Linked DNA regions of Mus musculus: regions 1, 2, 3 and 5 are each linked to region 4. The links are chromatin loops, found by intact Hi-C in ENCODE. Cell type or tissue: gastrocnemius. All regions are shown on one strand. Each heading gives the region's core, and the rest is flanking DNA. Links, peaks and the distances in the headings are about the cores only. Region 1 overlaps Cmss1 (cms small ribosomal subunit 1). Region 2 overlaps Cmss1 (cms small ribosomal subunit 1). Region 3 overlaps Cmss1 (cms small ribosomal subunit 1). Region 4 has its middle 12 kb from the start of Tbc1d23. Region 5 overlaps Cmss1 (cms small ribosomal subunit 1).

Region 1 (6,394 bases), core at 665-5,664, 350 kb after region 4:
ATTCAGAATTGAGAGTTCCTCTTGGAGGATTTTACCTTTGATGAGAATGAAGTGTCCCTCCTTGTCTTTTTTGATGACTTTGGGTTGGAAGTCAATCTTATCAGATATTAGGATGGCTACTCCTGCTTGTTTCTTCATACCATTTGCTTGGAAAATTGTTTTCCAGCCTTTCATTCTGAGGTAGTGTCTGTCTTTTTCTCTGAGATGAGTTTCCTGTAAGCAGCAAAATGTTGGGTCTTGTTTGTGTAGCCAGTTTGTTAGTCTATGTCTTTTTATTGGCGAGTTGAGACCATTGATGTTAAGAGATATTAAGGAAAAGTAATTGTTGCTTCCTGTTATTTTAGTTGTTAAAGGTGGCATTCTGTTCTTGTGGCTGTCTTCTTTTAGGTTTGTTGAGGGATTACCTTCTTGTTTTTTCTAGGGCGTTGTTCCCGTTCTTGTATTGTTTTTTTTCTGTTATTATCCTTTGAAGGGCTGGATTCGTGGAGAGATAATGCGTGAATTTGGTTTTGTCGTGGAATACTTTGGTTTCTCCCTCTATGATAATTGAGAGTTTGGCTGGGTATAGTAGCCTGGGCTGCAGTTTGTGTTCTCTTAGTGTCTGTATAACATCTGTCCAGGCTCTTCTGGCTTTCATAGTCTCTGGTGAAAAATCTGGTGTAATTCTGATAGGCTTGCCTTTATATGTTACTTGACCTTTTTCCCTTACTGCTTTTAGTATTCTATCTTTATTTAGTGCATTTGATGTTCTGATTATTATGTGTCGGGAGGAATTTCTTTTCTGGTCCAGTCTATTTGGAGTTCTGTAGGCTTCTTGTATGTTCATATGCATCTCATTCTTTAGATTTGGGAAGTTTTCTTCAATAATTTTGTTGAAGATGTTTGCTGGACCTTTGAGTTGAAAATCTTCATTCTCATCCACTCCTATTATCCGTACGTTTGGTCTTCTTATTGTGTCCTGGATTTCCTGGATATTTTGAGTTAGGATCTTTTTGCATTTTCCATTTTCTTTGATTGTTGTGCCGATGTTCTCTATGGAATCTTCTGCACCTGAGATTCTCTCTTCCATCTCTTGTATTCTGTTGCTGATGCTCAAATCTATGGTTCCAGATTTCTTTCCTAGGGTTTCTATCTCTAGAGTTGCCTCGCTTTGAGTTTTCTTTATTGTGTCTACTTCCCTTTTTAGGTCTAGTATGGTTTTGTTCATTTCCATCACCTGTTTGTATGTTTTTTCCTCTTTTTCTGTAAGGACTTCTACCTGTTTGTGTTTTCCTGTTTTTCTTTAAGGACTTGTAACTCTTTAGCAGTGTTCTCCTGTATTTCTTTAAGTGATTTATTAAAGTCCTTCTTGATGTCCTCTACCATCATCATGAGATATGCTTTTAAATCTAGGTCTAGGTTCTCAGGTGTGTTGGGGTTCCCTGGACTGGGCGAAGTGGGTGTGCTGGGTTCTGGTGATGGTGAGTGGTCTTGGTTCCTGTTAGTAAGATTCCTCCGTTTACCTTTCGCCATCTGGTAATCTCTGGAGTTAGTAGTTATAGTTGACTCTGTTTAGAGATTGTTCTTCTGGTGATTCTGTTACCGTCTATCAGCAGACCTGGGAGACAGATTCTCTCCTCTGAGTTTCAGTGCTCAGAGCACTCTCTGCTGGCAAGCTCTCTTACAGGGAAGGTGCGCAGATATCTTGTATTTGGACCTCCTCCTGGCCGAAGAAGAAGGCCCAACACAGGACCTTTCTCAGACACTGTGTTGCTTTGGCAGTTCCCAGGTGGTACAGACTCTCACCTAAGCAGACTAAATTCCTAAGTTCCTTGGAGTCCCGGGACCAAGATGGCGACCGCTGCTGCTGTGGCTTAGGTCGCCTCCCCAGCCGGGCGGGCACCTGTCCTCTGGTCCGGAAGGTGGCCGGCTGTCCCCGGCCCACACAGGGTGCTGCCTCAGCGCCTCTGTGCTTCTGCCTGTTCCAGAAGCTGTCAGGTTCTCTGGCGCACCCTCTCACCTGTTCAGACTAATTTCCTAAGTTCGGCGGGTCCGGACCAAGATGGCGACCGCTGCTGCTGTGGCTTAGGCCGCCTCCCCAGCCGGGTGGGCACCTGTCCTCTGGTCCGGAAGGTGGCCGGCTGTCCCCGGCCCACGCAGGGTGCTGCCTCAGCGCCTCTGTGCTTCCGCCTGTTCCAGAAGCTGTCAGGTTCTCTTGCGCACCCTCTCACCTGTTCAGACTAATTTCCTAAGTTCGGCGGGTCCGGACCAAGATGGCGACCGCTGCTGCTGTGGCTTAGGTCGCCTCCCCAGCCGGGTGGGCACCTGTCCTCCGGTCCGGAAGGTGGCCGGCTGTCCCCGGCCCACACAGGGTGCTGCCTCAGCCCCTCTGTGCTTCTGCCTGTTCCAGAGGCTGTCAGGTTCTCTGGCGCACCCTCTCACCTGTTCAGACTAATTTCCTAAGTTCGGCGGGTCCCGGACCAAGATGGCGACCGCTGCTGCTGTGGCTTAGGCCGCCTCCCCAGCCGGGCGGGCACCTGTCCTCCGGTCCGGACGGTGGCCGGCTGTCCCCGGCCCACACAGGGTGCTGCCTCAGCGCCTCTGTGCTTCTGCCTGTTCCAGAAGCTGTCAGGTTCTCTGGCGCTCCCTCTCACCTGTTCAGACTAATTTCCTAAGTTCGGCGGGTCCCGGACCAAGATGGCGACCGCTGCTGCTGTGGCTTAGGCCGCCTCCCCAGCCGGGCGGGCACCTGTCCTCCGGTCCGGACGGTGGCCGGCTGTCCCCGGCCCACACAGGGTGCTGCCTCAGCGCCTCTGTGCTTCTGCCTGTTCCAGAAGCTGTCAGGTTCTCTGGCGCTCCCTCTCACCTGTTCAGACTAATTTCCTAAGTTCGGCGGGTCCCGGACCAAGATGGCGACCGCTGCTGCTGTCCAAAACAGGATTCTTAAAGAAAGCGGCCGGAGACTCCGACTGAACCAAACTGAAAACATCGCATGCACCTGCAGTTTTTTGGTCACTGAAACTCACAACCATTTAAGTGACTGTGGCAAGCCCGGAGTCTACAGAGTGTGACGTTTCTTTTTAAGAAGCAGCGGACAAAGCAAGCTAATTCTCTGAGAATGTAATGAATATAAATATAAACATATTTTTCTATTGTTTCCTAAACAGAGCTTTTCTTCATTGAGCCCATCACCCTTGAGACTTGTTATCCATTCCAAATAGCGCCTTTCATGCTGAGATGAAGATTCAATAACTTTTTTTTAAAAAAGTTTTTTCTTCCATGAATGAACTTTCCAACTTGCTTAATTCCCTCCCAGACATCTGCTTTCTGATGAAACCCAGGAGCCTTCGAGTAGAACAGTCACTGTGTGGTCTTAAAAGAGCCACATGCATGAATCTCTCTTGCAATATGCACTCCAAATTTGGAAAGAAAATTTCTTGGAGCTATTTGACGTAACATTCTATAAAAATGATCCAAGGGATGACACATTATACAGCTCCATATTTCATTTACAGAAACAAGTCCAAGTATTAAATTCATACTGTGAGAAAGAAAAAAAAATTATTCTCTGCCCCAACACAGTTGCAGGAATGACATTTGGGGTTGTCTTAATAAAACTAGTCTCTGCTGCCATCTAGAGGTAAAGACTGCGTAATGCAATCAGTCCATAAAGGCCAGCGTTTGACCATTTTTAAGCTGTAAGTCATTCTTCACCAATACACAGCAATACTACTGCTGAGCTCCACCATCACCATGTGTGATGTTAGGTGGGTGTTTCAGACAGAGACCTGCGGGGCTCATGAAACGCAGCATCTTAGGCTCCAACAGTATCTGGGCATGCCATGCACTTTAGGATCTGATGAACATCCTGCCAGGTGACCACTGGGCCAAGGCACTCCTCTCATACCTCTCCTACCTTGGCAGGTCCGAGTTCCCAGTGAAAGAAAACATTGGGATCTATCTATAGTAGCTTCAGCTACAGCAGTTTTTCTCCAAGAGCAGCAGGCTACCCTTCCCTGCACCAGAACAAATTACCCTCAAGAATTTATTAAAAATGTGGATTCTATATATATGGCTACAGAACAACTTAAATGACCCCTCACCAAGGACTCTGGACACTAAATTATAGAAAACTTCTGTACTTCTTGACAAAGTTAAGGGGCTTTACAGAAAGCTATTCGGGAAAGGCTGAAACAGATTTCAACTGAAGCTTCTGTCGTTCATGGTTAGGTGTTTGGGGGACACTCATAGAAATGACCTTATCTCTGCTAATTTTCCTGTTTCATGTCTTAACAGTTTAGTATAGCATCTTGTAATTATATGCTTTTAGAAAGTGTTGAGAATAACAAAGAGCTCTTACAATACCACTAACCTGAGCGGACCACTAATGTCACAGATGCACAATCTGCAGCAGCTGTTCTCAACCTGTGGGTCCTGGTTCCTTTAGGTGTAAAACAACCTTTCACAGGGGTCACCTAAGACCATCTGCTTATCAGATATTTACATTTTGACTCCTAAGAGTAGCAAAGTTGCACTTATGACGTAGCAACAGGAATAGGGGTCATCACAACATGAGGCACTGTATTAAGGGGCGGCAGCATTAGGAAGGTTGCAAACCACTGATCTACAGGTTCTGCATGCCTAACCTGAATGTTGTAAGTCTAATTTCTTAGTGCCATTATAAAGTCTAATTTCTTAGTGCCACTATAATGTCCTAAGTGGACAACTCCACACCTTATCTTACATGACATGTAGTGGTCAATACACAGCTACACCAAAACTAATGTATAAAATTATATTCATTCTATTGTATAATATATATGTATATGTATGTATGTATGTGTGTATATATGTATACACACACACACACACATATATATATGCATATATATATATATATATATTTGGCTTTTGTGGTTAGATGTGGATCTCATTGTGTATATGCAGATTAAGTCCCAATATTCAGACATTCAAAATACTTCTGATTCCCAGTGTTTCAGAGAAGGAAGTCAATTTGTAGTTCTTAGTTTCTTAAAAAAAATTCTGTAGAAGCATTTTCCTATAACTTGAAAAGTTATTAAAGTCATTACTATGTAATGACATCATAGTGCTTCTATATAATCATACTTTAATTCATTTACTACACCCTCATCATTGTTATCTATGTCTACTTTTTCATTCTAATTAATGCAAAAATAACTACCTTTACTCGTCTCTCTAGTTACTTTCTAGAAAAGGTCTCTAACTTAAAAAAAAAATGGAGATGAATTTTAAGGTACTTGAAATACAGTGCCAAGTTGTTCCTTCCTTCATTTGGACATTGATTGCTGTTGTTGTTATTATTATTATTTAAAATAAACAACAAACACCTGCCTGTCTGAGAGGCAAGAATGTAGACACAGCCTGTCAGTGCTAGATGAGACCAAGAAGCCAAGTCAGGAGCCATGAGACTGGAATGGGACTAGGACCATCTCACTGGCATGTCTAGGATTAACACCAGAAAGGTGGTGAGAATATAAAGCTAAACACCCTCTGTGCCTACGTACAGGACGACTTGATCTGTGCAGCACTTGCACATGAAAACTATTCATGGTGCTATATGTTTGTTTTGTTTTTTTGTTTTTTGTTTGTTTTTTGAAACAGGGTTTCTCTGTGTAGCCCTGACTGTCCTGGAACTCACTCTGTAGACCAGGCTGGCCTCGAACTCAGAAATCCACCTGCCTCTGCCTCCCAAGTTCTGGGATTAAAGGCATGGGCCACCACGCCAGGCTATATGTTTGTTTTAAGTGAGTGAATGTTACTACTATATTAAACTCTAACTACTTGCACTGGCATCTGAAGGTCATATTTGTACTCCCTTACAAAACCATGTCTAAAACTCTACATTAAGTTTCATTAGCAATTCTAGCAATAAATGTCTAATCCCCTTCACATCAAACACCTTCTACCCTTCTAGTTCAGTCGGCTTCAAACTCTCTTATGATCCACAATCCCTAAGAACAAATACAGGCTAGTATCTGAGCATGTGTGTATGCGTGCACATACACACACGTGCGCATATATATATATATATATATATATATATATAAACTGAAGCAATATTCATAACTTAGTACTTGTCATATCAGAGACAGAACATTTGATATTGTGCATTCCAGTCTACACTCCTCTACTTAAGAGAGATACATCTAATATACATTTTAAATCAAATACTCAGTGATTTGGGAGTTAAAAAGCTCAACAGTATCAGACCATAAATTTGGGATTATAGCCGGATGTGGTGTCGCACACCTTTAATCCCAGAACTTGGGAGGCAGAGGCAGGCAGATTTCTTCGTTCGTGGCCAGCCTGGTCTACAGAGTGAATTCCAGGACAGCCAGGGCTATACAGAGAAACCCTGTCTCAAAAAAACAAA
Region 2 (6,394 bases), core at 846-5,845, 79 kb after region 4:
TAACTTAAGGCATTGGACCAATGACACAGTATTTGGATACTGTTTTAGGAAGTAGAGTAGATTTTAAAGGGTTGAGATTAAAATAACATGGCTATCATTAATCTTTAGCTTCTTTACAGTTTAAACAAAAAAACCTGTAAAGACTAATTGCCTTGCAGCTTAAGAAAATAAAGATACTGTCTCACTTACTTAGAAACTTAAGCTGTCTTGTGGATGTAGATTAATGTCAATTTAATGTTCGTACATTGCCAATAAGAAACTGGGCCAAGGCCACTAATATGTCACAGAAGATGCCAGATGGCCATAAGCATCCAATTATAGAACAAGGGAGCATTCAGCTCTTCTAAGCAAAGGTCTGGATGTAATTAGTTAAGCCCTTAAAGCATACACCAGACCCAGGCCTACAATCCGGCCCTTGTGAGGCCGAGGCAGGAAGGCTGCCATGAGGTTCCTGAATGAAAACGTGAAAGAAAAAGGAGGCCATGATGGCTCCTGAGGTATGGAGATGATCTGTACTGCAGAGATAAGGGAGAAAGCAGGCCAAGGGAAGAGTCCAGGCTGAACATGGCCAGGGGGTTAACTGGGTTATGAGAGGAGAGAGGGGAGGGAGAGCAAGAGAGGAACTGCTGAACAAGACAGCCACATGGGCCTACAGGAGGCTTCCGAGAACTCTCAGTTATGGCTAAAAGAGACACTTCATCTCCACAGTCTCATTAGCATAGCAAGTGTGCTGAAAAGAGCAGCATCAAAGGAAGAGCGAGATAAGAAGGCTCTGACTCACATCAAAGCAACCCATCCGAATAACCAAAGATCTCTAAGCATACACTCTAAACTCAATGGTGGCATGGAAGGAAAGCAAAGAAGCCCTGAAGAAAAACTCTTGTCAGTCTAGATTACCACATCCAGAAAAGCTATCCTTCAAAACCAAAAGGCTAAAGGGCAGTACCAAACTCAGGATATACTGGTTTATTTCTATAATTGCGTATAACAGTTTAAAAGCAGGCACAGTTAGATTAAAATAATAACATAATGAAATAGTTATGTTAAGTGTGGTCTTTCTCTCTCACCTTGTATGTGAGATGATGATATAATGTCTGTGTGACCTGAGGTGGATGGCATAGGCATTGTGCTGTATTTCAGGCTCTCTGTAAGGGACACTGCAACAAAGGCACTGTGTTGCCACCACGGTCCATGGACAACCGAGCCAGCTATTAAGTGATGGATAGGAAGTATATACCGCGTGGATGTATAGACATCACCAGGCAAAGTGATGGTTCACATGGTGAATGAAGAGGTGGCACAGCAGTTCATTTTGTTACTTGGAATGGTATATCACTTAGATGTATAACTGTGGCGCTCACAGACCCCAAGAGTGAACCTAGTTCTATTATGTTGATAAATGGACCAAGCATCAAACTGTTCCCTGAATTAATATATCAGTAATCACAGGTTATCGGAGCTTACAGGTCTTGCCAGAGAAGCATCTCTGTGCAGAAGACAGTGATTAATTAATAAATTTACAATCAGTCAAAGTGCAGAGAATGAGTGTATGGAGTGCTCGGCCACAAATGGAACGTTGTCACTATCCCTAAGGCTTGGGAACCATCATCGCGGAAGAGGGGACAGGAAGACTATTAAGAGCCAGAGATCACGGAGGACTACAGTGAATCAGTGTCTTGCAAACACACGGGACTGCTGTGCTCATGAATTCTCACAAACTCTGGCTGTCTGCACAAGATCTACACAAGATTAAGCCGGTGAGCACTCTAGCATGGAGGTTGGGTTCATAGTCCCAACTCCTAACTATTGACAGCTGATGGCTTCTAATGGAGGGAGAGTGACTTTTCCTTAAGATGTGTTCCCAGGAGGACTGACCATGTAGTGGATTGCTCCACATCCATGAGTATATGGGCAATACAAATTGGACTCGGTAGGCTATTTTTTATTTTTAATAAAAGTAAAAACAGAGGAGGGGGATGTAGGAGGTAGATATGAGAGGGGTTGGGGGGAAACAGGGTGAATATGATCAAAATATGATTTTTGGAGAAAAAAATAACTTATTCTAGATTTATCCACTTCAAAGCACGGAGAACAAAACCATGTGTAAAGGAGAGCTATGCATGACTCAGTCACGGAAGAACTCTCTAATAAAATTAGGTTATACTTCGCAGATTGCTCTTTCCCCCAAACCATATGCCCGCATGGCCTCTCTGATGTTCAGCAAGGGCCTAACATAGCCTTTTATGGGCTTATGGGGGAAAGTCTTTTGCTTCTACCTGTGGATTAACCACCAGTGAGTCCCACAGCTCCTAGTATTACTAGCTTGTGTTAACAGGGTCAGAGGATAAAATGGGGAGAGCTCCTGGGAGCCTTAGCTTCTGGTCAGGAGGCAGACTAGAAACACTGTTCAGTTGTAAATACAAGACTTTACAGGAAAAAATAACATGAAGCAGAACAAAGACTCGAAGAATTATTTCTGGGCTTCACTACTTAATTGAGCAATTCAGTCTGATGACCTGAACTCAATTCTCAGAGCCCACATGGAGCAAGGAGAGAAGTGATTTCAAGTTATAAGCTCCACACTTATATGCTGTGGCATGTACACATGCATGCACACACACCACCACCACCACCACCACCACAAATACATGTAATAAAAATTTTAAAAAAGAGAGAAACACTGTCAAATTGTTCCTCTGAACAATGACTCCTTGTGCTATTTCCCTGCCTCCCCTTTGTGAACAAAACGACCAATGCCCGTTCCACCGCTGTTGTTGGCTCTGCTTCCCCTTTAGCTTCATGGTTGGAAAGAAATGGAGGAGTTAAGTCTATTCCTGATCATCCTCAATGTCTTCAGGCCCCTCTGTGACTGTCCCCTTTGGAAGTAGACTAACAGAAGATGGCAGAAATAATAAGGCATCAACTCCAAGCCGATGCCATAAAGGCTTCAGGGTTAGGGCTCTTGCTCAGCACTTCTTTGAGCAACAGAGGAAGCCGGTTGCAATGCATTGGGTTCTTGTAGAAGGACTGAGTCAAAAGCACATGAGTGGGCTTCAGGGTCGACTCTCCAGTGGAGACCCCACTCAGTCCACAACCCGAGTGGTATTTGATTAAAGATGTGACAGCAGACCCATTTATCTAAACCATTATAACAGAAACAGAGAACAAACATGTTTTAATGGACCGTTTCTTGTTTTAACAAGAATGAAGAATTTTAGATTTTAGAAATACAGAGGAAACTAAGTATGAAAAAATGCTCAGGTAAGGAGCAGCACATGGGCATGGTGGTGCATTCCTTTAGCACCAACACTCAGGGCAGAGGCAGGTGGTACTCTGAGTTCAGGAGTATCCTGGGTTATAGAGTGAGTTCCAGGGCAGCCAGGTATACACAGAGAAACAAACAAACAAACTGGCACAGTGGAGGTGTGGACTCAGTAAAACAAATGTGTGGTCCAGTTCAAGCAAAACAGGGATGAATTCTAGAGGAAGAATCAAATGAAGAGGACTCACAGGGAGCCATGGGATTACCAGAGGGACTGCACAGACAGTCTAGAAAAGAGAGGAGATCCAAGCTCTTAATGTCCATGTGGAGCCTTTCTGGGAGGCATCTGTGGCAGGAAGTTAAAACAGGTCTGAGAGGCGAGACTAGGTCTCAAGGCTCCAAGGGTCCTCTGTACACAGCAGTATCATGGAGATACCATCTGGGACGGTAATAGTGCTTTTGTGTGCATGGTAATGTTCCATCTCCTTATGCTGTGTGTGCTATTAGAAGACCGAGTCCACAAGAACAAGGCTGAATTTTTAATGGGGATATGATATAAAACCCTAGGTCAACATAACTGTTTACACTGTATACATTTTTTTAATATTTATTTTATCTGTATGAGTGCTTGCCTGCATGTCTGTATGTGCACCACATGCATGCCTGCTGCCCTGGAGTTCAGAGGGAGTTGCATCCCCTGGAGGTAGCGTTATAGATGGTGTGAGCTACCATGCGAGCTCTGGGAATTGAACCAGCTCCTCTGCAGGAACAAGTGCTCTGAACCACTGAGGCTTCTCTCCAGCCCCTTAAATACATTTTATTTTTCCTACTAAAATATAAAAGCAACTGAGAAAACAAACCTCACTGGTTTATGGTCAGGAAAACATGGTCTTTTCATGGGCAAAGAAAGTAAAAGCTTTCTTGAATCCAGTGACAGCTGACGTTAGGGTCAAGAAAATGGTGTGGAGTGGCTGTGGTCGACTTCAGAGCCAAGAGCTGTGATGCTCATAGTGACCATTACCTGTTGGGTTTTCTCAGGAACCGGAGCTGTGTCCTGCTGTGTCATTTCCGTGTCCCCTCCTTCCTCACCACCTGATTGCTCTGAAAGGGGATAAAAAAAATTAGAGTGTCTCTCTCATTCGATACAACCTTGGTAGGACTGGCTTGGAGGTTTAATCTCTTGGCTTCAAAATTGAAGCATTCAGATGCCCGTCTTGTTTAGAATCTGAAAAACTAAAGATCACCCGACATTAGAAAATATTTAATTATGTGTTACAGTTTGCGTCTGAAATGTCCCCTATGGTGTGATTAGGAAATAGTTCAACAAGGAGGCAGGGTAGGAGTAGGGTGTGCACACATTTAATCCCAGCATTTAGGAGGCAGAGGAAGAAGGACCTCTATGAGTTCGAGGCTAGCTTGGTCTACACTATATGGTGAGCTCTAGGACAGCCAGGACTACAAAGAGAGACCTTGTTTCTGGTGGTGGTGATGATGGTGAGACGTGATGCAACATCTAGAAATTGGGACTTACTTTTTGAAAGGAAGCTCTGGGGTGTGTGCTTGATCAAGTACAACCATCCCCTACCCCCTGAAGGATCGGCTTTGAAGGAATGAAAGCTGTTATACAATAACCACTTTACTTAAGCTAAACAAAATGCTACGGGAAAATGTCCCTATCCCTATCAGCAAAGGCCCAGATTCTAACCTAAGTAGGCGGGAAAGATGCCTTAAATTCTTTTCCAACTACCACAAGGGTATTTTCAGAGATGATCAGGGAAGGAGCTGGGAGTTTCCCCCAGTGGTGGGTTCTTCATCTACTTCTGCAGCACCAATAGAGACACCTTGGGGGCCTTAACTTCTAAGTTCCCATGGTGTAAAAGAATTGTTTTTCCCACCCCACTGGGCCGATACTGGAGGAAGACTAGTGGGCAGTCAGCAGTTTCCTATTTATACTTCTTAAAGTTAGGATACCAAGTAGAGCTAGCACTTTCCACACAGCTGAGTAGTAGCAGGGTCATATTTATCTGTACTAATAATTCAGTGCAGCAACCTCTGAAGAGCATGTATAGATACACAATAAAATAAAGAGAAAACAAAGTGAGATCATCCATTTCCCATAGAAAACACGTGGGAAAAACCAGTAAGCAGAAAGGAGAAAAATAAAACGGCAGATGTACACTCTCACATATCAATCATCATACTACAAATAAATGGTGTTAGGCCTGAAGAGATAACTCTGAGTTCGGTTCTCAGCACCCACATTCAGTGGCTCACTACCATCTGTAACTCTTGCTCCAGGAAACCTGATGCCCTCTTCTGTCCTATGAGGGCACTGGCACACATGTGCACATACACACATAAACACTCAGAAAGAAAAAAAAAACAATCTTTAAAAAAGTGAATGGTATAAACATAATAATAGAATGACCTAAAGAGTATGACAGAACTATATGTTGTTTGTAAGAAACTTAAACCAAATATAAGTATTGGCAAGTTCAAAGGGCTAGAAGACAGACATGCAAATATTGGTAATAAAGAAAGCTAGATTGGTCCCACAAGTTATCAGAAAGTTGTTTTAGTTAGGTTTCAATTATAATAAAATGCTGAACAAAATCAGCTCAGGGAGGAAAGTTTTGTTTTTGTTTTTGTTTTATTCCCCCCAGCTTACAACTCCTAATATACAACTGAAGGAATCCAGGGCAGGAAGTCAAGGCAGAAATCTGGAAGCAAAACGGAAGAAGCAGCCACGAGGGAACGGTGCTTACTGGCTTGCTCTCACAATCTGCTCAGCCTGCTTTCTCACACACACCTCCGAGGATCATCTGCCCAGCGGTGGCAATGTCCACAGTGGGCTGGGTCCTCCCGAGTCGGCATTAATACAGAACGAGCCCCACAGGCTGGCCTAGAGGCAACCTGATGGAGGCAGTTTTGAAACTGGGCTACCCTCGACTCAGGTAGCTTTAGCTTTTCTCAAACTGACAAACACACAAAACTAAACAACAACAACAATAGCAACATCAAAAACAACCAACAACCAAAAACAAACCAGCACAGCTTTATCAGAGCTCCCCCCCCTCTTCCCCTCTCCCCCTCCCTCTCCCCCTCTCTGATCCTCTCCCTTTCAAACTCAGA
Region 3 (6,394 bases), core at 906-5,905, 330 kb after region 4:
TGGGGGAAACAAGCAGAGAGAACCAGCTGAGGGATTCTTCACATCAACTGGGTCCCACCTGGATGTCCTGAGCATTGATTGTAACTAGTAAGAGTTTGGAAGCTCCGGATGCCCATCAGATCAACTAGTTTGTAAGGATTCTCTCTTTTTTTTTAAACGAGATCTATAGAAATTCTTTTTAATAAGGTTTTAGAAGGCTATATGTGCTCTACTGTGAGAGGGTAGAAATCATCATTGCAGATCAATTATAAATAGGCTTCCTGGATAGTTAATCTCTATTGACTGTATTTTGCAGAGCCTCTAACGACTAGCTCCATTTACAAGAGTGCAATAATTAACATAGAAACATCAAAATGAACTTAGTAGCTTCTCATTATTAAATCATACAAAGTTTATTACAAGTGTCACTACTATCTAAAGTCAAAGGATTCTTTTCCGATAAGATTACATATAAAATATAGATTCTTGTCTCTAATTTTAACTTTTTGATAAACTGTACATACGTATGATAGACATACATGTGTGTGTGTGTGTGTGTGTGTGTGTGTGTGTAGAGGGAGAGAGGAATGAGAGAGTCTGTGTGGGAGATTACAGAATTTCCATTCACTGAATTACTGGAACATGCCTGCAAAGGAAGTGATGCTATGCTGGGAACTCCTCTTAGTAAGAAATGTGTGAAGGCAGAGGCGCACTATCCATGAATGGCTGATTGAAGACTGTTTTTGTAACTTTTATTGTTATTTTCTTAAAATTATGTGTATGTATGCGTGTCTCTGTATGGATAAGTGCTTGTGGTGCTTGAAACTCCTGAGATGTCTCCTCAGCCCCAAGAGCTCCTACTTTCTTTCATTGGTCAGAGTCCCTATTTCAACACCAAATTTCATTTACTCAGCCCCACTAATTTCATTAGCTTTTTAAGCTGTAGAATTCCACCACATACTTAAATATCCTGGCAAGTTTGCTTGTCATTTAAAAGGCGTAGCAAAGTCTTGACAAGTTTCCATGGTGGGGGCAAGCTAAATAACTACCCAGAACAGAGGATGGCACACCTCTAACTCCAGCACTCAGCACACTGAGGCAGGACGAGCTCCAGGCCAGCTAGGGCTGCAGAACAAGGCCGCATCGCAATCAATCAAACAAAAACCTAATGAAACATAAAAGCAAGTAAAGGCAAAACCTCTCCCAAGATAATGTCATTGTTCTTTATGGGTAAAAATCACATAACCATCTTTACTAAAAGGTTATCTCATCATAAAGAATGCATCCTTACATATATAAAAGGATTTCTCATCTGGAACCAGAAGTGTTTCAGATTTTGGATTTTTTTTTTCCTTAAGGATATGCAAACACTCATACATGTAAGATAGCTTGGCGATGGAAACACCTTTTACATGCTGAACCTAAAGATAATTTTATACAATATTTTGAGATAATTTTATGCACAAATGAACTTGTATAGTATGAAGGGTTTGTTTTCCTATAGTGTCATGTTAAGTGCTCAAGGGGTCTGCATTTTGGAGCATTTCAGGTTTCAAGTTTTCCAATTAGGGATTCTCAACCTATGCCTGTGCAAAATGGTGACAGGACTATATAAATTCTAATTGGAAGGTCCCCACAATTCTATTTTACAATGCTGAGGCTTTAGACATGCAGTCTTTGAGATCCTAAAAGGGTACTTTTGTTTTATTAATTACTTAATTTACATACCAAACACTGCTCCTCCCATCCCTCCCTCCCTGAGTCTCTCACCCTATCCCTCACCCCCTTCTCCTCTGGGAGGGTGGTACCCCTGGGTATTCCCACATGGGTATTTTCCCCTGGGTATCCCCTCATATCAAGTCTATGACAGACTAGGTGCATCTTCTCCCACTGAGGCTGGACTGGGCAGCCATTAAGACTAAGCTGCCTGTCTGCTACAAATGTGCTGGGAGATGGGGGCTGGGGGTAGAGGGGCCCTTGCTCCATCCTGTGTCTGCTCTTTAGTTGGTGACTAAGATTCTGAGAGCTTCCAGGGGTCTAGGTTTGTTGACTCTCTGTAGGTCTTCATGTGGGGTTCAATCCCTCCTCCAAGTCTTCCAGAAGTATCCCTGATCTCTATCTAATGTTTGGCTGTGGGTCCCTGAATCTGTTTTTCTGCTGCTGGGTAGAGCCTCTCAGAGGACTGTTATGCTAGGCTCCTGTCTGCAAGCAAAACAGAGTATCATTAATAATGTCAGGGATTGGTGCTTGCCCATGGGATGGGTTTCAAGTTGGGTCGGTTATTGGTTGGCCTTTCCATTGGTCTCTGCTCCATCCCTGCATTTCTTTTAGTTGGGACAAGTTCTGAGTCGAGTTTTGTGGGTGGGTCTGAATTTCTGCCACTGAGGGTCCTACCTAGCTACAGGAGGTGGCTTCTTCAGGTTCCATATCCCCATTGTTAAGCATCTCCGCTAAGATCACCAGCATTGACTTATGGGAGCCTCTCCTATCCAAGGTCTTGGGGACCTTCTAGAGATTCTCCTTTCCCACCCCAGGTGCAGATTTCCATTCATTCTCCCCGCCCTCTGGACTTCTCTCCCAAACCTGATCCTGCCTCTCATTCCCCTCCCCCGCTCCTCTCTCCTCTTCAGTTCCCTCCCAGCCTCTGCCTCCTATGACTAGTTTGTTTCCTTCTAGAAGGGTATTTTTATTTTCAAACCATTATAATCAAAGATTCTGTGATGTTTTTATTTATTCAAATAACTCTAAATTGAAAACTATTTTACAGCTTCTTTCATACTGAGTATATATAAAGTAGGTCTTTAGACATATTAAATGAAAGGACTTTATTTGCTTCAGTTACATTAATTTCTGTTATTTCTACATTCTTATGTTCTAAGAATTTCATTCTTTATTTTGAAGTGCCAAGAGAAAATATAATTGGACAAACCACATGTAGCAAAAATAGAGGAATCAAACATGCTTTTCTTTTCTCCCTTTGTGGCATTAGTGGTATAGGACATTGAACTGGGGCCTCTTATACTCAAGCCAAGCATTCTGCCACCTTAGTACTTTCCCAACCACAGCAACCTTCTTACGATCTGTATGTAACTAAGTTAAAGCCAAGACATCCTTATGAGATTCTCCTAATGTTAACATTGTTCCCCACCCCACCCCTGTCCCCAAATGGAATCAAACTGGACTCTCTAAAAACAAGAATCTATCCTAAGCTACAATCTAATAATCTGCTTGGTTTGCAGCCTGAAGTTAGAATTTCACAGCTATAGAAATCTGTATATTGCTACTGGCAAGTGTTGCCCCTACTCTTGGATTATTTTATACTTGCCCCAGGAAGTGAGACTAGTTTGCCCTCTAGAGGGTGTAATGAAAAATGAGGTTTAGTATTTATTAGGTGGGATGTTCCCAGTCTCATAACTAGTAAAGTACAAATAACTAAATCTTTAAGTGATCTGTGGCAGGTGGCCCGATACCAACAAGCTCCATTTCTTCCCCAAATCCCAAGTCCTGAATTTATCCCTATTCTTTCTGGGTCCAGAACACACTCTTGAGAGTGCAGTCTAAAGAAACAAAACCCAGCAAACATAAGACAGACAAGTGACTTGCTAATAAAGTTCCCAAAACAAAAGTGCTGTTAAGTTGATTTTTATTTAGATTAAACACCAAGCCCTTTCCTTTCTGAGAGACCCTTTAAACTATCAAAGCTAAGAAGTACTTTTAGCTAAAAGTAGTCAAATACATCAGAGAAGCAGGCATCCCAAAGAATCTTCAGAGTCCACTGAGAGAACTGTCTAACACCTCTGAGTACTGTAATAATTTGATAATGAATTAAAACTGTTCCTATGCAGAATTGACAAATTCATTGACATTTCATCAGGACAACAGGCTATCATAAGGATTCACTCCTGGCTAACTTTGGGCATCAGTCAGCCATCGCAGGGAAATTCTCTTTAACTACAGCCTCATTTTAAAATTTCTATTTAAAGTATTACTCAGATTGGAAGGCGAAGGAGGGAAGAGGTCTTAGCAAATGATTCTGCATGATTACCTCTGAGGAGTCATGTGAAATAAACCTGGGCATGGTGGTACAGGGTGTGTGTTGTTTTGTTCGCTTGTTGAGACAAGGTTTCATATCTGGCCTAAAACACATTCTGTATTAATAGCTGGGGATGACCTTGAACTGACCTTCTTGCTTCAGTACTGGGGTTACAGGCATGTGCCAGCACACCTAGACTGTTTTGTTATATTTTTTATATAGGCTAGTCATGTTTAAGTAAAAACACAATGTATGAACATAGGCCTTAAAGACTCACAGAACCTACATTCTCCGAATAGGTGCAGGTGGGTTTACTACCAGACAAGTTACTCATGTGACTTAGTAACAAACAATCTCTTCACATGTGGTATCTTTTCTTCCAAGCATTACATGGATACAAGTGAGCAATGTATGCATGGATATATACTGATCATGACAAAACATACTGTGTGGATCCTCGTCAACACTGTGTAGTATAACACTCATCCCTTGATAACGTATTGAGGAAATGGAACAAGGAATGAGTTCCACACAACACTTACAAGTAGAAAATTATATAATACTTCCAATTCGCTGGAGATGGAGGGGGCTGCACTGAACTGAGTAGTAGGCTAGGAAGAGCGTACGCTAGAGGCACTCAGTGGAAGACCAAGTTCCAGCACATGCCTTTGTCAGTGAGTGGTAAGGGCCTTAGACAAGTCTTTTAACTTTTGTGAAAAAAAAGAGATGGAAGTCCAAGGATCTAGCAGTTACTCAGTCTCACGCAGCAAGCAGGCGAAGGAGCAAGAGCAAGAGCTAGACTCCCTTCTTCCAATGTCCTTATATTGTCTCCAGCAAAAGGTGTAGCCCAGATTAAAGGTGTGTTCCACCACACCTTTAATCCCAGATGAAAGGCATAGCCCAGATTAAAGGTGTGTTCCTTAACTCGGAGATTCAATCTTCTGGAATCCATAGCCACTATGGCTCAAGATCTTCAAACCAAGATCCAGATAAGGATCTCCAAGCCTCCAGATAAGGGTCACTGGTGAGCCTTCCAATTCCGGATTGTAGTTCATTCCAAATATTGTCAAGTTGACAACCAGGAATAGATTTTAAAATCATGTGTGGCTCTAACTTCTGAAAAATGGGTAAATTATCTGTGAGAGTTGTCACATATCTATAACCTTTAGGAATAATGCTGATATATAGACAATCTACTGGGCAACTTTGTTTTTCTTCAGAAAACTGACTTCTTTCACTGGCACATGAGGCCTAATAGATGGCGACCTCTTCACACTGGTTTCCTTCCCTAAGAGTCTATGACTTTCTTTTACCTTTCATCATATAAGCCCAAGCCACCAAATGAAGCAGCACTCAACTTCAGGACTAATGGCAGCATGGGTCTAATAATTCCCTGCTGAAGACAATGGCTGGGTTGTTCTTTGCCATCATAGGATGTTTAAGACCCTCTGGCTTTTATTCCTTAGATGCCTCATGAAACAAGAAAATATTTTAATCATAGTTAAATGTTGTGTAGAGGCCAAGGTTGCCCCTCACTGGAAGCTATTACATTTGAAAGACAAAACAACTCTGCTGTAGAAACAGACATTAAGCACTGCAGGTTCTGGGGGGCTGGGGCTTAATTAGATTTGAGGAATAGGTAAGAAATGAACAGGGACGAGAAGCTGAGGTGGTCCACGGATGTTTCTAGGAAAGGCCCACTTGGCAGACCTGGAGCATGCAGGCGAGACCACATCCCATTGTTTAAATGCCACACATAGTGCAGCCGAGATGGTTCTCAGGAAGGGAACAGACCAGTTAGATTGTGACAGGCCTTGAATACAGTGACAGGAACGAGATGGTTCTCAGGAAGGGAACAGACCAGTTAGATTGTGACAGGCCTTGAATACAGTGACAGGAAGCGCTCTGTGTCTCCATAGAAGGCTTCTAGCTAATCAAGCTACATAATGGGGGAGTGGAGGGGGGGGGCTAAGAGGAAATGAGTCCTTTATGAAATATTTCATTTTTTGACAACCCTAACGTGTGGGGTGGGGGGAATTCTGTTAGTTTTAGAGATAAACTAAAACAGACTTTCTAGGTTTTTCATTAGTATGTGACAAAACTGTCACGGTAAAGACATGCCTCTCACTGCCCCATTTTCTGTCCATCGAAACTACTTCAATGCAAGGGAAAGCAGTCAGTATAAACTGTATTTTACTACTTATGGTGACAGACACACTTGCCTAACATTACCCCAGATAGATGCCATTTCAACCAACACCCTAAGAATGCACTTAAACACAGGAAGGGCTCACCCACCATTGTTCTATCTGGATAATATTCACAATTCTCATCAACTGAAACAATCTACCCCTAGAGGCCTAGCCCAGAGTTCATTTCTTA
Region 4 (6,394 bases), core at 497-5,496:
TCCCAAGATATTCTCTGAGCCTTGGAATTCTGGCTTTCTGACTTCAAAGGCCTAGCCTCTTCAATCACACCATGAAAAGCCATGCATGAGAAATTCAGTATCAGCTTTATTTCTCCCAAAATACCTGCTGTGAAAGGCAGGCATCTGAGAGATACCAAAGTTAAAACACATTTTTTTTTTTTTTTTTTACATTTGAAACTCTCCCTTAAGCCCCACATTTCTCCTAGATAAAACCGAAGCAGTATAATGTAGATTTTTATTTTCTACAACAATTATCATACTGGAGAAAAGAATCATTAAATGCACAAAGGAGCAAATGACCTGACCAGAGTGGGATGATATTTGTAACAGGCGCTTCACCACCTCCTCTGTGTTGTTCTCCTATGGAAGCCAGCAGTAGCCAGGCTATTTCTACAATTTGAGAGATGTTCACTGTAAGTTTCTTTAAACAGGGAGTTAAATTGTGAATGGTTGAGGTTCTCAAATAAGATGGAGCCACATGACCTAAAGGAGATTCTTACAGATATGAATGTGCAAGTCAGCAAAACCAAAGATATCTTAAGGTAGAAAATAGTAAGATTCTAACCTGTGGAGCTGGAGAGATGGCTCAGAAATTAAGCTCATCCACAAGACCTGGGTTCAATTTCCAGTACGCTGTGGTGGCTCAAAATTGTCTGTAACTCCAGTTCCAGGGGATATGATGTCTTCTTCCAGCCTCTGCAGTCACATGTGACACACACACACACACACACAAAGATACACACACACAATGGCACACAAACACATACACAGTTGTTTTTGTTTTTTAATTAAGATCCTAAACTAGGGAGATGGTTACAGAGCAGAAAGAAGAGTAAAGAAAGTGAGAACAGCTGTAAACAGAGAAAGAGTATGAAGGATAGAGTTCCTGGTTAATTGTAAGACCCAGGAGAGGGATAGCAAGGGTAGCTCAGATAACAGTCCTCGGGAGATTTGCTTCTAAATGGAGGTGTGATAGAAAAGGAGTATATGAGACAGTTGCCAGCAGGCGATGCGGATCAGAACAGGAGTAACATCCAAAGATCCAAATCCTGACATCTATTCATTTAGTCAGTCAAGGAGCAGAAAATGGCACAAGTTAGTCAACCTTTAAGGGAGCAGACATTTGGAAATATTTTCAAAACTTCAGACACATACTCCTGGCTTCAGGAGTATCTTTCTATTCTGTTCTATTCTTCTCTACTCTACTCTACTCCACTTCACTCCACTCTACTCCACTTGATCCTATTTTATTATATTTCATTCTATTCCATTCCATTCTATTCCATTCCATTCCATTCCATTCCATTCCATTCCATTCCATTAGTTTACCTTATAGAATCACTGGAATAGTTACACAACAGGCAAGGATATATACAAAGATGGTTGTACTTTGCTTACAACAGGCAAAACCAAAAGAACAAAGCTGGTCAGTCTAATTGTGTATCATTGAATGTTTCATCTATCCAATGAAATGTCAGGGTGTTGCTAAAACAAAATAAGTTAGAGCTTGCAAGAGGATGTGGAAAGATATTTTTAAGTATATGAAAAAGTACTAAAATAGCATATCTAGTACAACCCCATGTTCACCTCAAATTGCACATGCACATAGAAAGGTCTGAAAGAATATATTTGTTTGCTGGGCGTGGCGGTGCATGCCTTTAGTCATGGTACTTGGGAGGCAGAGGGAGGCAGATCTCTGAATTCTGTAGTGAGATCCTGTCTCAAAACAACAACAAAAGGATATATTCAACATTGTTAACTTTGATGAGTCTGATTTAGAACATTCATTTTATACATTTATAAACTGATTAAAATATTTCCCCAATAAACATGTATTAGATTTGTAATGAGGATAAAATATTAGAAAACTCCTTTAAGAAAAAGAACTAGAATTTTTGGGAAACCAGCTATCAGTAAGCCACTGATATTAAAGATGAGGTACCTTGTTGGAGCAAGGCAGGCAATCGTAACTGTGAGAGACACTGGCATGTGGAATCTAAGTATATACAAGGGAATGGGAGGGGGTCTCTTGGGCTGGCCACCTCTAAAGCGTTCTAACCCCTTTTCATTCCTTCTCACACTGGCTCCCATTTGTCCCTTGAGTAAGTTCCATCTCCCAAAATGTGACCTTTACATTTGACCTTCCTCTCCTCTTCCTTCAGAGAATTCCCCTACTCCACCGGCCTCAACACGAGTAGAGTCTAGTTATCCACTGTTCTCCAGACCTCCACTTCCTTAGAGAAGTGTCATGGATTACTTTTGGAGCTAGAAGGTCTGCTTACTATTATGTGTTGATCCGTCATACGTGATTTGAGTAGAGGAGTCAAGAAACTAAACATGGGAATGAGAAAATGAGAGCAGATCACGTGACTTACATTTCTTTTTCTCTTCTCTTCATTGCTACCTGCTTCTTTCACTTGTTTGTTTGTTTGTTTGTTTGTTTATTGAAAGAGGGCATCCCCTTAGAGCCCTGGCAGTCCTGGAACTCATTATGTAGACCAAGCAGGTCTCAAATTCACAAAGATCCACGTGCCTCTGCCTCCCGAGGGTTGGATTATAGACGTGAGCCACCACACCTGGCCTTTTTCCTTTGACTTTTGAGTCTATCTGTGGCTCTTTGCAAATGAATGGTTTTCAGATGGGCTGTAAGAGAATCTTGAAGTCATCTGTAGCTTGTTAGCTTCCGTTCCAGTCGTCTGTACATCGGAATAACAGAGGGAGCCAAAACAACAGGAAGAAGCCTGCTACCCAAGTGTGGTTTAAAACTTCCTCCGGCAGTTTCTAATGTGTAGACCATATGGAGAATCACTGGCAGAAAGTCACCTTGAAGCTGCAACTCTATCTGGAAAACTGAAGGCCACTTAACTGGTTCCACTGGCCGCTTCCTTGCAACGGGTCTCCAGATGGTGTCAGACTTGCATCTTCTAACAAAGGCTGAAGGCAGGAAACTCTAGGGCAGAGTTAAGGCTGATGACTTTGAATCATTGCAGCTGGTTGTAGGACTAATTTGATTACATGTGCAGCTGGTTTGGGGACAGTTGTCATAAAGAGGAGCAGACACGGTGCCTATGGAGACCCAGACATTCCTTTCTCTGTCATTCACATGACTTAAAGACTGTAATAGCATGCAAATATTATTTCAGTATGTTAAGGGCTGGGGGTTCCTGGGGCTCTGGGAGATTTGGGCTTTGTTTTTCGAACTGTTCAGCTGTTAGGAATCCTGATTTCCAAAGTGTTGAGCCTATTGCCAGGTGAGAAGACTCCGAATCAGGCCATCTGATCCCTAGATCTAGGATGGTCACAAACCAGACTCACCTGTGGCCTTATTTAAATCGCCCCCTCTGCTCCATCTCACTTTCTTCTGATCCCGTTCAGTTCTAACAGGTGACACTAGGTGGCGCGCATGGAACTTCAGTGGGGAGCAGTTGGAGCTAGCTGGCTGCCAGAATCCTTCTTTGAGTTCTTTAAAAGACCCAGGGATTTGCCAGGAACAATTTGGGAAATAAGACAGTTTCAGGAGGACCTTTTAAAAATTTTTTTGTTTTATATGTATTGGTGTTTTACCTGCAGTGGATGCATGAATGAGTATGTAGAGTCCCCTGGAGCTAGAATTTATGGACAGTTATGAGCTGTTATGTGGGTGTGGGGACTTGAACCTAGGACATGAGGACCTTTTATTAGGAACTTTGGAGTCTGTGATAGCCTGTAGTGTTTTCATCGGATTCTTTTATTAATTACGCCTTGTGTTCACAGTCTTCTTCCCTTAGTTAAATCTGAAGTTTTTAAACGTTGAATAGAAACTGTTTCTCAGGCTGAGCCACATTTGGTATGTTGTTTTTTATGTTTGGTATTCAGTCCAGGTTTCACTATGTAGCTTAAGCTGGCCTCATATTTGAAATCTTGTCTTAGCCCCCTAAGTATTCAAGTAGCCCATCTAGTTTACATTTGCAATTTTGTGTGTGACATAAGAGCATACAGCATTGTTTTGGGAATAACTAAGCTTTTTATTATTATTATTATTATTATTATTATTATTATTAATTTGGCAATAACTAAGTTACTCATCAGTAGCTTTTGAGAGCACTCCACTGCACCAACAGTAGACTTTAGAGCCATTCGTGTAGAGAAATCCGCTTTCTCTTCCACACAGTGGGTTGCCTGCCGCTATGCAGGGTCAGTTTGACATAGTTCTTGTTCAAAGCCTCGCTCCTAAATATTTGTTTGTCCAGGCATCTGAAGTCCCCAGGGGAGCTTTTTCCCAACTCCAGGCCATCTCAGGAATTCAGTCCTGCTCAACCAAATCAAAGCATCCCTAAGATGGCACTTTCTTCATTGGCCAAAGCCATCCAAGTCACCAGTCCCACTTTCCTTCTGTCCCCGAACACGGATGGACAGAGCAGCTAACGACCTAGCAACAGGATCAAACATACAAGAAGTGATTTGGGGGTATAGCTGTGAGATCTGAAAAGAGATTTAAGCATTTCCACATTACTGATTCATTCTAAGAGTCGGAGAGGAAAATTCTGACTTTCAGACCTTTGAGTTGCATGAAGTTTCGGGGTTGAGATGTCATGGGGTGGGGTATGAAGTGTGTTAGGGTTATCATGGGCTCAAAGCGCTCATGTTCGCTCACAGGTGAGAGGCTGAGCCACCTAAAGCCTACTTACAAGCATCAGTGGCATTTGGGCTGCCTGCTTACTTTTCTGTACCTTTCAAATTTGAAGATCGTTTTTAAAAATTACTTCAAAATAAAAAGAGGACGAAAGGAAAGAAGAATGATCAGCGGGTTCTAACGAAAAGCAGTTATTTGTAACTTACCTTGGTTTATGGTGAAACAGCTGGTGTGATTTCAAGAGGGGATTTTGTCTTTCCTCTGGACACGGGAAGTATCTGCCTCGCATCTGACCGAGTGACGGCTCTGGGGCACTGAAAGGCTTTTGTCAAACATTGTTAAGGTTCCTCTGCCCATCAAAATATGAAGCTTTAAATGATGGCAGGATATATAGCTGTCAAGTCATTTATAACTCTTTTTTAATTTTAATTTATTTGTTATCCATGTGCATGTGTGTTCGTGTGTGTGTGTGTGTGTGTGTGTGTGTGTGAGTGTATGCTACCTGTGTGCTTTGTGCCCACAGAGGTCAGAGGAGGGGGTCAGATCACCTGGAACTGGAATTATACATGGTTGTGAGCTGAACTCAGGTCCTCTAGGAGAACAGTAAGTGCTCTTAACTGCTGAGCCATCTCTCCTTCCCCTACTTTTAGTTTTAATTATGTGTGTGTGTGTGTGTGTGTGTGTGTGTGTGTGTGTGTGTGGTTGTACAGGTTAGTATGGTGTTCTTGAAGGCCAGAAGAGGGTGCCAGGTCTCCTGGAGCTGGAGTTACAGGTAAGTGAACATCCTCTGTAAGACCGGTGCTTGCTCTTGACCTCTGAGCCATCGCTTCAGCTCTGATCATTTGTAATGATTTTCCTCCATCAAAGTGGAATACGTTCCATGGGGGATTAAATTTCTTGCATTTCTCTAGTCTCTTGACTACCATGTTTTTATTGTTCATCTTCATGCCAACTTACAAAATTCGGTAGGTACTCAACTGTGTCTTCTACCGGTCCTTCTTGTTGTCATTCCTTGTATTTACTATCTGCTGGTGAGAGTGTGGACTGGCCCAGTCATTGAGGAGGGGAGTGTGGAGGTTCCAAAAGGGCAGAGAACACAGGAATAGAGAACTTTCCAGTATGGGGCCCTAGGTTCAACCCACAGTAAAGGGAGGGGGAGGGTAATGAGAGCTGTCTTTGATTCTGAGAGTGGGGCTGGACAACAGCAAAGGGCAGAGGCTTATAGTCAGAGAAAGGAAACTCTGCCTATTAGGATTATTTTACATTTATTTATGAATATGTGTCTGTGTCTGCCATGTCTGTGTGGGCCCCTGTGAGGGCCAGGAGAGGGTATCAGTTTCCCTAGAGCTGGAGTTACCTGCCAGACATGAGTGGTGGGAACTGAGCTCAGATCCTCTGGAGGAACAGCAAGTTCACGCCAGCACTGAAAGTCATGGTCTTGAGACACAATCTGTAACTGTCTCAGGGCAGAGTCATGCCAGCTGTTGCTTGTGTCAGACATCAGCTGTACCCTCCACTTCCTCTTTCCAAGAAATAACTTCTTACCCAGCTTCAAGACAGGCTGGCGGCAAGCTCACTATGTATCTGAGTGTGGCCTTAGACTCCCGATCTTCCTGGGATTACAGATGTGTGCCAGCCATACTAGGCTACTTTCTCCTCATTGTGACAATGTATTACTTCCTTCTGATTTCTCCCTGTCTTTCTCTTTTTTTTCAAGCAAGTTTCACTACTTGGGACTCAGTCGGCTGATGTTTCAATGTT
Region 5 (6,394 bases), core at 690-5,689, 160 kb after region 4:
GCTGTGGAGAAGAGAGAGGCCATGGGACTTGAACTCTCGTCCTAAGGAGGAGCAGAGTATGCCAACCCAGCACTGGCATGACAAAGAGCACACCCAAGGAGAAGAGTCTGATGTTTCAGACTACTACTGATGTTTCTCGTAGCTTTATTCTATATTCTTCACACTTTTTTAGTCTTATGGTGATGAAGATTCCCCAAAATTTGCAAGAGGAAAAAACCCGAGCCCCTTCCTCCCCAAATCAAATCCCAGTTATTACTCCGCAGGCAAAGGTCAATGATTCTCACATTAATGAGATTCAGGATCATGCTTGGCTATAACAACGGTGAGCCCAGAGTATTTAGGACAAGCCGTTTGGTAATAATTACCTCAGTCTCTTATTCTGACCTTATTATGGTCAAGTGTGTATCCGTAACCAACTGAAGCTAATTTTAATGCGTGGGTTTTCTATTTGAGGATAGAGAGTTAAGAAGGATGCTAATTGAGAAGGGGGAGGGAGAGAGTGAGGAGCAAGAGCAGGAGAGCATGCTCACTCACACTCGCAGGGTCGAGCAGGTACAAACTGCCCTATGAGTTTGTCAGAAAGAGCTGGATAGCCTTGTGTCTTCCCTCTAGTCCAGCGTGGTTGTTTCTGCTCTCTTAGAGCGAATTTCTGATTATACCCTCACAAATGGACTAGCTCTCTACTCTGCGCCCCCACCCCAAATTGTGAAATTTCTGGCAGAAATGAGATCTGTCAAAACAGGTTCGACGTATTTTTATTGGTTCCCCCAGACCATGACGACATTCCCTGAGAGGCTGTGCCAGGAAACTATTAAGGGCCGTGAAGCAGCAGTGAAAGTTCTTAGGAGTACAAGCTTGTCTGGTACCCCAGGAGGCAGTGCAAGCAGCCACCAGCCTGTTGGCTGGGCCACTGTCTCAACTGTGCGCATGTCACCACACACACACACAGACACAGACACACACACACACACACACACACACACACAACTGTGTGCATGTCAACACACACACACACAGACACACACACACACATACACACACACACACACACACACACACACACACACACACACACTCTTAGAGAACAGTAGACTGTCTTTCTAAAAAGAAACATTTGGGACACAATGGGCAATTCCCTTCCTGCCTTCTAATCCCCTGCTTGCCCAGAGTAGAATAGGCAGCAAATGGCTGAGGTAAGAGCGTTGCACAAATAAGATAATTCATTCAAGCAGTTAATAGGTCCGTTCTCAAGCAGGGAGGCTAACCAGACCTACACCTGGATCGTGAGAACGGTGGCTTTCTCCCCAGATGGAAGAAAGGCTCCATTCTAAAGCCAGGTGCAGAAATGCAGCTGCACTCTTGTAAAGGACACCACTGAGTCTGCTGGTGCTGAGAGCACTCTGTTAATGGCTATGCGAGTGCCTAACGCTGCCAGTCTTAACCGAAGCAGCAGCCTTACAGAAGATAAGAAACTAAACGGAAACAAAGTGTGGAGGTACTGGACTGTTGTGGAGATTTCCAAGTTTGTCAACTGATACCTGGTGACAGTCATGTAGATACTTGGTAAAGTTAGGACTGGATCACAAGCTGGTCCCTGATCTATCAGATCCGTCTGTTTTATAGCGCCACCTGCTGGATGAGGGTGAGAACAAGCTGAACTTTTCTTGGACTGATAACCTATGGATTAAAAAAACACAATGTTTTTTATATTACTAATTCATGGAATTCTGATAGTCTTCTCTGTGCTGGAGTGCTTGCACAAAAGGTCACGGTCAGGTTTATCTTCGCTGTTGTTCTAGCCTCCCACCGTCTTGTCATGAGCACCTCCTTTAGGATAGCTACATGAGTGCCCTGCAGCCGTGCACATGACGTGTCCCTCTCACGCTGAATACTTAACTGTCCTTTTCCATACCTGGGTCATCTGAATTATGTCCTGTAAAAGATAATTGTCTGTAAGACGCCCAAAAATATTCCTTTAAGAAGAAGATAATTCTATTCTATTCTCATAACGAACCCTCCTCAGGAAAACATTAATTACTCAGCCCCAACACGGTCAACTGCCAGAGAGTACTACGTTCCTTCCCTAGAAAGTGAAGAAGAGAAAAAAATAATCTATGTTCAAAGCAATTTTGGCTTAACCTTTAACATAATACATAAGTTTTTCGACTTTGAGAGAAAAAGCTTTGAGTCCAAAATATCCCATCAGACCCTCACAGCTGATGCACTGCAAGCCAGAACTGTGTGGGTAGCTGCTGACATTAACTGAGTTTGTGAGCTCAACAGACAAAGATCCAGAGTCAATGGAGGATGTGATGGCTTGAATGATAAATGGTTCCCATAGTTTGGGGCATCTGACTACCTGGCCCCCAGATGTTGGTGTTTTTTCTGGAAGGTTTAGGAGGTGTGGCCTTGTGGGGAAAGTATATCCCTGGGCGCAGGCCTTGGACTGAAAGGCGATCGCTGTTTCCTCTGCCCCTTCCATGCTTTGTGTCTGTGCACTGAAGATGGGAGCCCGCAGCCTCCTTCTCTGGTTGCTGTGGTATACCTGCCGCTTGCTGCCACGCCTCCTCACCACAATGCCCTCGTCTCTCTGGAACTGCAAGCGCAGATACACTCTCTCTTCCTTAAGCTGCCTTTGGTCACCGTGCTTTGTACAGCGACAGAAAAGTGACAAGCCAGTGACAACTTGTAGATGTGCTGAGAAGGGACAGGAAGGGTGTGTGTGTGTGTGTGTGTGTGTGTGTGTGTGTGTGTGTGTGGTGATGGCACAGTTTATTCTGTTTGAAGTAGGACCCCCTATTTTGGGTCAAATTGTGAACACAGGAGTTTTTCCCATTTCATAGATGAGATCTGGAAACACAGGCAGACTCTGGCTGCACGGCTCCCATATTCTGTGTGACTTTCTCAGTAGTCCGGTGAGGGGGAGTTAGACTCCACGCTTGCTCTTCCGTGCAAAAGTGCACCTGAGCAAGTCTATTTGGGACACGTATTTTTCATGTGTTTTTCTGAAGAAAGAAAACAGTCTCTTGAAGCAGACTCTCCTTGGAGTAAATAAGATAACGGTCTATGAAGGTAGTCATAAAGTAACCTGGCCAGTGTACCCCAGGACTTCAGAATTCCAACTGGACCCCGGGTGGCTAACAGGCAGCTTCACATGTTTCTTGCTTTAATCACCACTACCCACGACATTACCAAAACATTTATTTAGTCTGTTTTTAATCTCACCACATGGCAAATGACTGCCCACATAAACAAAACACTTTAGTGCTCTATGAATTCTTTGCGACTGAGACCCCTGGAGGGAAAGAAATGTGTAATGGCTACCTGAAGCACACTGAGTTTTCTACAAGTGAGTGATTGACTCTCATTCAAAAAGGGAGAAGGAGAAGTAAAATTCTCCAAAAGAGCAGTGGAAGGGCATTTTGGGTATTATACACACACCACAGAAAATCAAGGGAGCCCTGCCAGCTCCTAACTAACTATGAGAAGCACGAGATAGAAGTCAGCTGTGGAGACATAGGCAAGGGAAAGAGACAAGGATTTCTTTGAGAGGAAAAGCCATGTAAGCTCCCCACACTGTGCATGGTGGAGGTTGTAGTATGCCTTAGAATCATCCAGAGGACTTCTGAGTAGTGGTTTTCAAGCTATAGGGGCAAAACGTCAGCAGTTTACTAGAACACTGATGGCTAGCTCGTCCCCATTCAAGAGATTTGGATTCAGCAGGGAATGGATGGGCCTAGAAAATCTGCATTTTCGATGCTGACACACACACAGCATCACCCACATTCTGAGCAACAGAGAGGCAGCATCCCCAACAAGTTGCCAAGAGAATATCACACTAACTGTTCAGTGTGTATCTCCACCGCATTCCTGTCTATATGCCCCCACCTTATTCCCTTAGCCTTATCATTCTCTGTGTCATTACACACTGTATGTCTACATACAATGTATCTCTACAATACATACTGTACAGCACCAGACTCTGCTATGCACATGGCTTGGATGTGTGCCCAACATATATTTGTAGGTATATCTTGCACAAGCAGTATCAAGATTCAAACCTTTGATTTCCAAACTAGTCACTCTGTGAAAGTTCAGCAGAATTTCTTCAAAACTTAGCTGTTTTGGTCACTTGAGTCGTATGTGGTAGATCACAACATGGAACTTACTAGAAGTGATTCTTATACATGAGTGCCACTTGCCAGCCTTCCCTCAATGACTGTGATGTTAAAGAAAAGCGCCAAGCAGAAACCATGTGCACCATTTGAACTGTGAACATTTCCCAAGTCTTTGATCAGTGTCTTCCTTCCTCCATTCCAGACCCTTGTGGCCTGTGGAGAATTCCGAGGACCTTAAGCAAGTTCTGTGAACCTAGGGTTGTATTTATTAAAACTTAAAGAATGAAAACCAGCTATGTCATAAATGAAGTCAATAGACCCCAGAGCACTGAACCCAGCACGGTCCTGGCAAGCCACATTGGTCCGACACCTGAGAAGTGTTTTCCAAGTTAGAAAGAAAAAGGGAGCAGCGTGCACTGCATTTGTGTGACGTTGTTGGGACGGGAAGTTGGAAAAAGCCAGTGGAGGCCTGGAGTTGGTGACAAATTGGTCCTTTAAGATACACAGGAAATACTCAGAGGTTTCTGTCTGTTTAGTAAGTTAAATTGCAAAGCAGAAATTCACGACATGTTTACTTGATACAGCCTCCTCCTTCCCAACCCATGAAATCCCAAATACATTCCGAGAAGACAGCTCAGTAGCCTTAAAAGGAAAGAGCCCTTGAGCAGACCTCAGACTCACTTTCAAAGTCTCCATTGTTTCTGGACCTCGGAGAACAGACATGCTGAAAGAAAAACAAATCTGAACAATGCTCCCACCAGCCCTTCTAGAGGCTTAAGTCAGTTGGGTTTGAGAGAATTTACAAGTATTTTTTCCACCCTCAAGTGTGAACACTCAGTACCGGCAGCAAGGGCTCCGACAGAGAGAATTTACTTCTAAGTTCTGGGGACATGTAGCATGATTTTCACATTTGGTTAGATGGACTCGTATCCTCTAATAGCAGAATATACCAGTCCATCTCTTTGAAATGGTCATTTTTACAGAAAAAAGAAATGTCATGTTTTCAAAATGTGTTCTGTGTTTTGCCCCATGCCCAGAGTCTTGGTGAAGTTTCATGTAGATGACTTCTTCTCTAAGCTTGCAAACTGTATGAAATAAATAAAACAAGGATTGTGAATGAAGTCTACAAATTAAAGTAGCCCTTAAAGAAGGTCAGACTCTGGGGAAGTGGATAGATATTCTGATCAGAATACTGATTGTTAATTGTTCAGGGTGAGGCAGAAGCTTAAAAGCCTTTAATTTAATCTGGTTAGATTTTCTTTTAAAGAAGAAAGGAATTTAAAGTGAGAAATCACAGTCGCCATGTCTGGAGTCTGAGCAACAAGCTAGTCAGATGGCATGCTGCTGATTCACAAGATGGTAAGATCATGCTATCATATACAGCACAGACGTCCACGTACATAGTAATAGTCCTCTTATGCTTCATGGTCAGCCATGTTTACTGTTCTATTGAGAGTAGAGATAACTTTACATTTTCTCTAAAGAAAAAGATTATATTGGAGGAAAAAGAGAAAAATAAGAGGCAATAGTATGGGTGACTTGTAAACGGGTGGCACATGTGGAGTTCTTGGGTGAGCTGCCTTAAGAGTCAACAAGTAGCGAGTGTGGAAGAAAGAAAGAAGAGTGGGAGCCAAGTTTCCATTACACTAGATCACAACTAGAAGCAGTTCCCACAGCCCAGTGTCACCTGTGAGGCCCTTGCAATCTCGTCTTGAGGATACAGCACCAGCATGTTGGGCAGGCTGAGGTCACACTTCCTGGAGTGCCTGTGCCCCTCCTTAGCCTTCTTTCTCTTTTCTCTGAAATCCCCTGTCACACACTGAGCCTCTTAGTCACATGGGCTGCATTTTAAATCAATGACTTCATACATGTGTAATTTACCTCACTAACCAGAACATAATTTTTGGAATGGCGGCTCATTGGTTGAATTCAGCCCACATATATGTTTGCTGGGCCCACGTGATGCAGTTGAAGAACTGGAGTTAGTAGCTAGCTTGCCTCCCCTACCTCCTCCCAGAATCAGGAGGTAGGGCACACACAAAATCTGGGTTTCTGATTTGTCTTGACAACCAGGAAGCCCTGATGCTGTTGGACCAGTGTTCTAGGTGGTTTCAAATCACCCGAGGCTCTTCAGATGTGACAAGGTCCCAGTATCTCCTGGGCCTGCTTCCTTCTTGCTCACTCCCAGAACTCCTGCTCGTTCAGCTGTTTAAATCTGTGACCGCTGAACTACATCCTACATCTACAGAGGACAAAGCCTTTGTCTAGCACAGTGC

What was found. A loop is a pair of places that touch in the nucleus more often than their neighbours do. Peaks named below come from ENCODE experiments on the same cell type or tissue, not always from the same donor. Only the 100,000 strongest peaks of a DNase experiment are listed, where the experiment ranks them.
Region 1: a loop joins it to region 4, with 14 times the contacts of the local background. A loop is called at or near these places in 36 of 42 quality-filtered maps.
Region 2: a loop joins it to region 4, with 2.2 times the contacts of the local background. A loop is called at or near these places in 4 of 42 quality-filtered maps.
Region 3: a loop joins it to region 4, with 4 times the contacts of the local background. A loop is called at or near these places in 22 of 42 quality-filtered maps.
Region 5: it touches region 4 in a loop (10-fold over the local background); 36 of 42 quality-filtered maps call a loop at or near these places.

What each region holds. Positions count from the first base shown.
Region 1 is chr16:57,590,258-57,596,651 of GRCm38, forward strand. All of the region lies in intron 1 of Cmss1 (cms small ribosomal subunit 1), which reads right to left. Among named protein-coding and RNA genes, the nearest start is that of Cmss1, 13 kb to the right of the region's middle. In gastrocnemius, for the core only: a CTCF peak has its summit at 3,619 (motif pointing left); a DNase peak (open chromatin) is centred at 3,698; H3K27ac peaks cover 474 bases.
Region 2 is chr16:57,319,181-57,325,574 of GRCm38, forward strand. Cmss1 (cms small ribosomal subunit 1) reads right to left here. Exons shown (of 10, transcript NM_025599.3): 2 at 4,284-4,363. Among named protein-coding and RNA genes, the nearest start is that of 4921517D16Rik, 9.3 kb to the right of the region's middle. In gastrocnemius, for the core only: no CTCF peak of the experiment used is centred there; no DNase peak of the experiment used is centred there; H3K27ac peaks cover 1,296 bases.
Region 3 is chr16:57,574,397-57,580,790 of GRCm38, forward strand. The region is part of intron 1 of Cmss1 (cms small ribosomal subunit 1); the gene reads right to left. Among named protein-coding and RNA genes, the nearest start is that of Cmss1, 29 kb to the right of the region's middle. In gastrocnemius, for the core only: a CTCF peak has its summit at 3,334; no DNase peak of the experiment used is centred there; H3K27ac peaks cover 2,392 bases.
Region 4 is chr16:57,240,658-57,247,051 of GRCm38, forward strand. No RefSeq gene overlaps it. Among named protein-coding and RNA genes, the nearest start is that of Tbc1d23, 12 kb to the left of the region's middle. In gastrocnemius, for the core only: a CTCF peak has its summit at 3,412 (motif pointing right); a DNase peak (open chromatin) is centred at 3,416; H3K27ac peaks cover 1,240 bases.
Region 5 is chr16:57,397,193-57,403,586 of GRCm38, forward strand. The region is part of intron 1 of Cmss1 (cms small ribosomal subunit 1); the gene reads right to left. The region is part of intron 1 of Filip1l (filamin A interacting protein 1-like); the gene reads left to right. Among named protein-coding and RNA genes, the nearest start is that of Filip1l, 47 kb to the left of the region's middle. In gastrocnemius, for the core only: a CTCF peak has its summit at 1,646 (motif pointing left); a DNase peak (open chromatin) is centred at 1,629; H3K4me3 peaks cover 428 bases; H3K27ac peaks cover 2,288 bases.